2 separate regions of the Homo sapiens genome follow, and region 1 is linked to region 2. The links are chromatin contacts, found by Hi-C or POLR2A ChIA-PET in ENCODE. All regions are on one chromosome and are shown on one strand. The core of a region is the stretch at or near the end of the contact, and the rest is flanking DNA. Distances in the headings are between cores, read along the strand shown. Region 1 holds the start of PDLIM1 (PDZ and LIM domain 1). Region 2 holds the start of STAMBPL1 (STAM binding protein like 1).

Region 1 (2,826 bases), core at 178-2,677, 6.4 Mb after region 2:
GAGGAGGCCACCAATTCTTCTCCTGCACCTCCCACCAAACTCCTTCAGCTGCTGGACGCAGGAGCTTGAGTCAAAAGGATCCATAAGGATATTTCCCTTTCTTCTCCACCCTTCCCCCAACCCCAAGTGAAAAAGAAGGATGTTTAGAAAGTCTGGGAGACAAGCTGAAGGGCAGCTTCAGCAGGCAGATGAGCCCAAGAATGGAATGTGCCGCCTACAGGCAAGGAGTGGCCATGGGTGGGGAGAAAGGGGACTTCTTTTTCTCCCTTTCCTCATTCGAGGTACTTACTGAGTCTCTTCTTGGTGCCCAAGCACTGAACGTGACATCTCTTAGTGGGACATCAACCTGTGTTTGGCCAGATTAAATGGCCAAAGCCCAGACCTCTGAACACTGAGTCTGGGTCTCCCTGGGGGTTTCACTTTATTAGGGGGGCAATGGTTCTGGTGGCCCCTGATTCAACGTGAGTCCTTCTAAAGATCCGAAGCCCCTCTTAGATTTCAAGCACCTCAACCCCACCCCAGGTGGACACCCCATCGCAGTATCTACTCATGCCCTGAGAAAAAAGGGCTGGTGCGGGGAGGGGAAAGAGATAATCTGGGAATGCTAGGAAGAATGACGGCGGGGCCACGTTCTGCAGAGGGGAGAATGACCAAGAGGGTTTACTTGAGTTTGTTTGTTGTGTTTATTTCCCGAATCCAGCACATTCTCCAAAAGCCATTCGAGGGGCGAGCCTCGGCCGTGGGTCAAGTCCAAAGAGCGTGTTTCGGTTGTTTTTTTAGGTTAATCCCACTTGCCCCCCACCCCAGTAAACTTCCCACCCACCCCACCTCACTTTCCAGGTCTTTCCTGTTGCGTTCGGCTGCACTGCGATCTGGGAAGAAGGGAGAAGTGCCATCTCCCAGCGCGCGGGATCTGCGGGGACCCTCGTCCCCTCGCTGGTTGACAAAGAACTAACACCCGCCCCGCCGCGCTTCCGGGGCCAAAGAACGAAAACTGCCTTCTTTTTTTCTGGCGGACACGGAGCGCGCCCGCGGCGGGCCGACCAGCCCGGGAGCGCAGCCTCCGCGAAGGGGCGGCGGGGAGCGGCGGGGCCCGGGCGCGCGGAGAGCGCTCAACTAACAGCGCACCTGGACGCGCCCGGCTGCGGTTCCGACTCCGTCCCCGACCGCGCCCGCGGGGCCCCAGTCTCCGCATATCACCTCCCATAGCGCCCCGCTTCCACGCACGTCCCAGCTGCTCTTACCCGGGAAATGGCGAGAGGCTGCTCGAAGTCCTTGCCGCCCACGAGGCGGAAGCCCCACGGCCCCGGGCCCTGGAGGTCTATCTGCTGGGTGGTCATGGCGCGGCTGTGGCGGGCGACGACCCGCGGGGACAGACGGGCAGGACGCGCGGAACAGCTTGCAGGGCACCCCCGGCGGCTGTCGGAGAAAGAGCGGCGCGGCGCGGGCCCGGGGAGCCTGGGGCTGGCGGGGGCAGGGCAACCGCGAGGGCCAGGGCGGGGGCGGCTCCGCCCAGGCCGCGTAGCCGCCCGCCGCCCCGCCCGTCCTCCCGCCCGCAGCCGCTCCCCGCCCTGCGCGCCGGCCTGGGGGCCCTGGCCCGGAGTCCCGCCGAGAGAGCGCGAGTCAGATGCGGGGCCGGGGCTCTCAGCAGCTCTGCCCGGGACCCCACACCGCCTCCCTCCCTCCTGTACGCACGGCCGCACCGCGGCTCTCGGGCCCGGGGCGGGTGCTAGGTGAGAGGGAAGCAGGTCCTGACAGCGAGACAAACTCGCGCCTCGTGCTTTGTAAAACGAGAAATTTGAAGTGCTGTGCCAAGTCAGCCCTCTGAGGTCGGCTCCGACTTCCCATTTGCTTTTTGTAATCGGTAATGATGTTTAAAAGGTGCTTTCGAACGATCTCATTTGATGCTGAGGCAACCGGGACGTTTAGTCCCATTTTACAGATGAAGTAACTGAGTCTGCTCAGTAGGTGAGAAGACTTGCCCGACGCTACACCACTCGTCAGCATCTGGACCACTGCCCGGGCCCAGTGCTGCAGAACCCCATCCTGGAACTTTTATAATGCTAATGAGACCATCACTCAGGTTATAACTGAACTTCAAGGCCTTCCTAGAAATCTTTCCTCCAGGCTGGAGTTCATGGTAGGTTCTGACCTCAACAGTTCAAACCTCAAGTTTGGGGCGGGCCAAGGGCCAAGTCAATGCAAAAGAAGAGCTGAGTCCGGGACCTGGATTCCCAGCCTCCCACCAGCTTCCTAGCCAGGCTCCCCCTGACGCCCTCCCGGTGGAGTGCATTCTCCACGCCGGACCAGACCATTTCTCATGCTGTCCATGGCGTCCCCACCTCACCACCAGTGAAAACCCAGATCCTTACAATGCCTACAAGGCCACCCCTAGAATGGCCCCAACTCCCTCTCTGACCCCAACTCCTCCTGCCCTTTCCTCACCTGCCCCCCAGTCTGCCAGGCTGTGCTCCTTGCTCCTAACTCAGGGCCTTGCCTCAGGGCCCTGTCTGCAATGCTGTTCTCCCAGACATCCCCACCACTCTCTGTCATTTTCTAGGGGCCGGACACGTGGCTCACGCCTGGAATCCCGGCACTTTGGGAGGCTGAGTCAGGAGGATCAGTTGAGCCCAGGAATTCTAGACCAGCCCCAGCAACACGGCAAGACCCTGTCTCTACAAAAAAATTTAAAAAAATAAAAATTAACCAGGTTTGGTGGGGCACACCTGTCCCAGCTTCTAGGGAGACTGAGGTGGGAGGATGGCTTGAGCCGGAGAGGTCAAGGCTGCAGTGAGCTGTGGTCGTGCAACTGTACTCCAGCCTGGG
Region 2 (2,700 bases), core at 185-2,684:
TTTCATAATGCTTTTTAGGAATCTGGCTAACCTTCTTAATTACCACTGAATTTTAAATTGTCCAGTAGGTCATGAGATTATCTGGTTCAATACTGCAAACTCAAATGCCTACCATATTCTCAAATGTCAGTGAGGTGGGGGTGTATGGGAGTGGTGGGGACTGTGGAAAACTGAAGAGTGTCTTCACAGTCTAAAGGCGACACCTGCTATTCAGCTTCAGCTGATGGTTGCTAGAACTCGCCATGGACCAAATGTCTGATGTTACGATTTTACAGAAAATGTGAAAAGTCTGAATTTCTGTGAAATTTCCTAACTTCAACATTTGGAACCAACTTAAAACTAAGCAAAACAACACTGTTGCTTCTTAAAAATCAAGGCTGCAGGCTGCCTCCAACAATCAAACTCTTCATTTAAAAAAAAAAAAAGAATCCAGGGAGATGAGGCTTAAGAAGGTGAAATGCTTGAGACCAAATAACTCAGTTGGTGGCTGAGCCAGGGCTAGAATTTTGGTTTCCAGAGGAAAGGCTAACTAAGAAAAGCCAGTGTTTCCCCACCCCACTCTGCAGCCATTTCTCTCACTTGGAAGTAAGCTCCCAACCAAGCTCAAGAAAAGCGACTCTATTTCATCCAGCAGCAGCAGTCTCCATAAAATGTTTATCAGTTAATAGAACCTGTGAAGCCAATAGAAACAGCTTTCAGTGTTGGATCAGAGTTTAAATTTCAGCTTCTACTGCTTTCTAGGTGAGTAACCTGGGATAAATTATTTTACTTCTCTGTCTCTCGTTCATGGAAAAAACAAAAACAAAAACAAAAAATGAGTCCCTTTTATATACAGGGTTGTGGCAGATGGACTAAGATTTTGTGTACCGACTGCCTGACACAGTGCCAGAACTGTAGTAAGAACACCACACGTGATAGTAACATAACATCCAGGAGATATTCTAATACTTCTTATTTTCCAAGTACACACAAATTGGGGGTAGGGGGAAGGGCTAAGATGCTTAATAGTGGGCGTAGCCAGTTGTGGATAAATATCAAAAAGGGAATCCTAACATGAAGTATAAGTGGGATTTTCACCAAAACCCTATCCTTCCCCAGACTCCAGTGACAGTTTAACGGTCAGCTGCATCAAGGCTTGTGTACTGTGCAGTCTTAAAAGGCACCACTCCTGTCCATCTCGGTGAAATTGATGGTGGAGCAAAAGGGAGTTTAGGTGGTTCCGGTCTGGGGAGAAGACGTGCAGGGTTTCAGATGCGAAAGTCGCACCCAACCGCTTCACTCGGGCTCTAGGCCATCCGCAGGGGCCCTGCTTCCTTCCACCTGCGAGCTTTTTCTGCAGAATGCGGGAAGCCGCCGCCGCCGCCACAGAGGAGGGGGCGGAGGCAGAGGCGGAGGCGGCACCCAGGGGCCGGGGCAGGGGAGGCCGGGACCATCGCAGTGACAATTTATTTTCCTGCAGCAGCGGCAGCAGGGACGGTTGCTGCAGGTTCGGGGTCGGCCGGCCTGCGCGTGGGCTTGCGAGGACGCTGTTCGTCCCCTGCGCTGGGGTGTCCGACAGCGAGGAGGAGAACGACGCACGGAGCCCGCGCGACTGGAACCAGCAAAGCTCCATCTGTCGGCAGAGGAGAAGGGGGAGGAGGCACGGCCGAGGCAAACGAGCGGACGCCTCGTCGCCGGGTGCCGGTATCACCCCGCTGCAACGCCTTCCAGCAAAAGCCACCGCGGCCCGGGTTGCAGCAGCCGGACGGATGCCAAGGCCACACGGCAGCCACGGGGGCAGCCGTCGCAGTCGCCGTCCCACACGGGCTGCGGACACCAAGGGTTGCTAGTGAGTAGCGGCGCGCGCGCGTGAGTGAGAGCGCGCACCGGACGGGGAAGTGCGCACGGCGGGTGCGTCTGCCTCGTGGCCTGGCGCGCGCCGGCCCTTCCGCTGGCAGCGTCCGGTCCCGGGCTGGCTCTAGGGGAGGAAAAAATGCACTTTGGCGGCTGATCGCTTCCTTCCTGCCAGTCATGCAATCGGCCGCCTCCATCGGCGCCGCCTGTATGCGCCCCTCCGCTGGGCCCTCTGGGTTAGTTTCACCTTGATAGGGAGGCAGGAAGACCTGGCTGCTGGTGGCAGGGCGGGACTCTGGCCGTGACCTATACGTGGGTGCGCCTGTTTTTTTGGTTCAGCCCTGGGTTGCAGCCTTGGAGATGATGTCGACCTTGGGAGAGACCACTGCACTGTCTCTAGCGGCGCGGTGTGGAGGAGGGAGGGGCGAGGGTTAGAAAAACGGACCTTTACCCCGGCCGAGCAGGTGCCATGCCTTTCCAGATGATGTTACTTTTATGCCCTTTATGAGCGACTAAGACATTGCCCCTCACCTGAATAACTTAAAGCTTTCGCTGAAAGCCCCCAGTGAGATGCACAAAGAAATGGAATGTCTCCAAAACATATTTTTTTCAGAACTTTCTCTAAAACAACCCACGCTGCTGATACCCCCAGAGCCTAAGGTGCCATAATTGCTGAAGTTTAAAAGAAAATTTATGTAAGGAATAAGTAATTCAGGAAACGGAACCCAATCTAGAGGTTTGAAAAAAAAAATCAAGTGCCTGGGAAGTGGGGTGGGGTGGCTTGCTTCCTGGAAATCAGTGTTCGGTAGTAAGTAAAAAAGACAGCTTTCAAAGTAAGCCCCAGTGAGCACACTGCTTTCCAAACAT

The links. A loop is a pair of places that touch in the nucleus more often than their neighbours do. ChIA-PET counts read pairs that join two places held with the same protein, here RNA polymerase II (POLR2A). Pooled maps may share reads with other maps.
Region 1: a map with no recorded cell type shows a loop between it and region 2 (5-fold over the local background). The contact joins the promoter of PDLIM1 here to the promoter of STAMBPL1 in region 2. A Hi-C loop is called at or near these places in 1 of 37 single-sample maps with no recorded cell type and 3 of 50 pooled maps. POLR2A ChIA-PET finds 5 or more read pairs at or near these places in 1 of 52 experiments (activated CD4-positive, alpha-beta T cell).

The regions. Positions count from the first base shown.
Region 1 is chr10:95,289,576-95,292,401 of GRCh38, forward strand. It overlaps PDLIM1 (PDZ and LIM domain 1), which reads right to left and starts at 1,428. Exons shown (of 7, transcript NM_020992.4): 1 at 1,245-1,428. The coding sequence starts at 1,340. RefSeq lists an enhancer at 1-264 and silencers at 986-1,095, 1,116-1,215, 1,266-1,655, 1,706-1,785.
Region 2 is chr10:88,878,811-88,881,510 of GRCh38, forward strand. STAMBPL1 (STAM binding protein like 1) reads left to right here and starts at 1,435. Exons shown (of 11, transcript NM_020799.4): 1 at 1,435-1,828. LOC124902551 reads right to left here and starts at 1,854. Exons shown (of 1, transcript XM_047426134.1): 1 at 924-1,854. The coding sequence starts at 1,612. The coding sequence ends at 1,085. RefSeq lists a silencer at 1,324-1,453 and an enhancer at 2,034-2,143.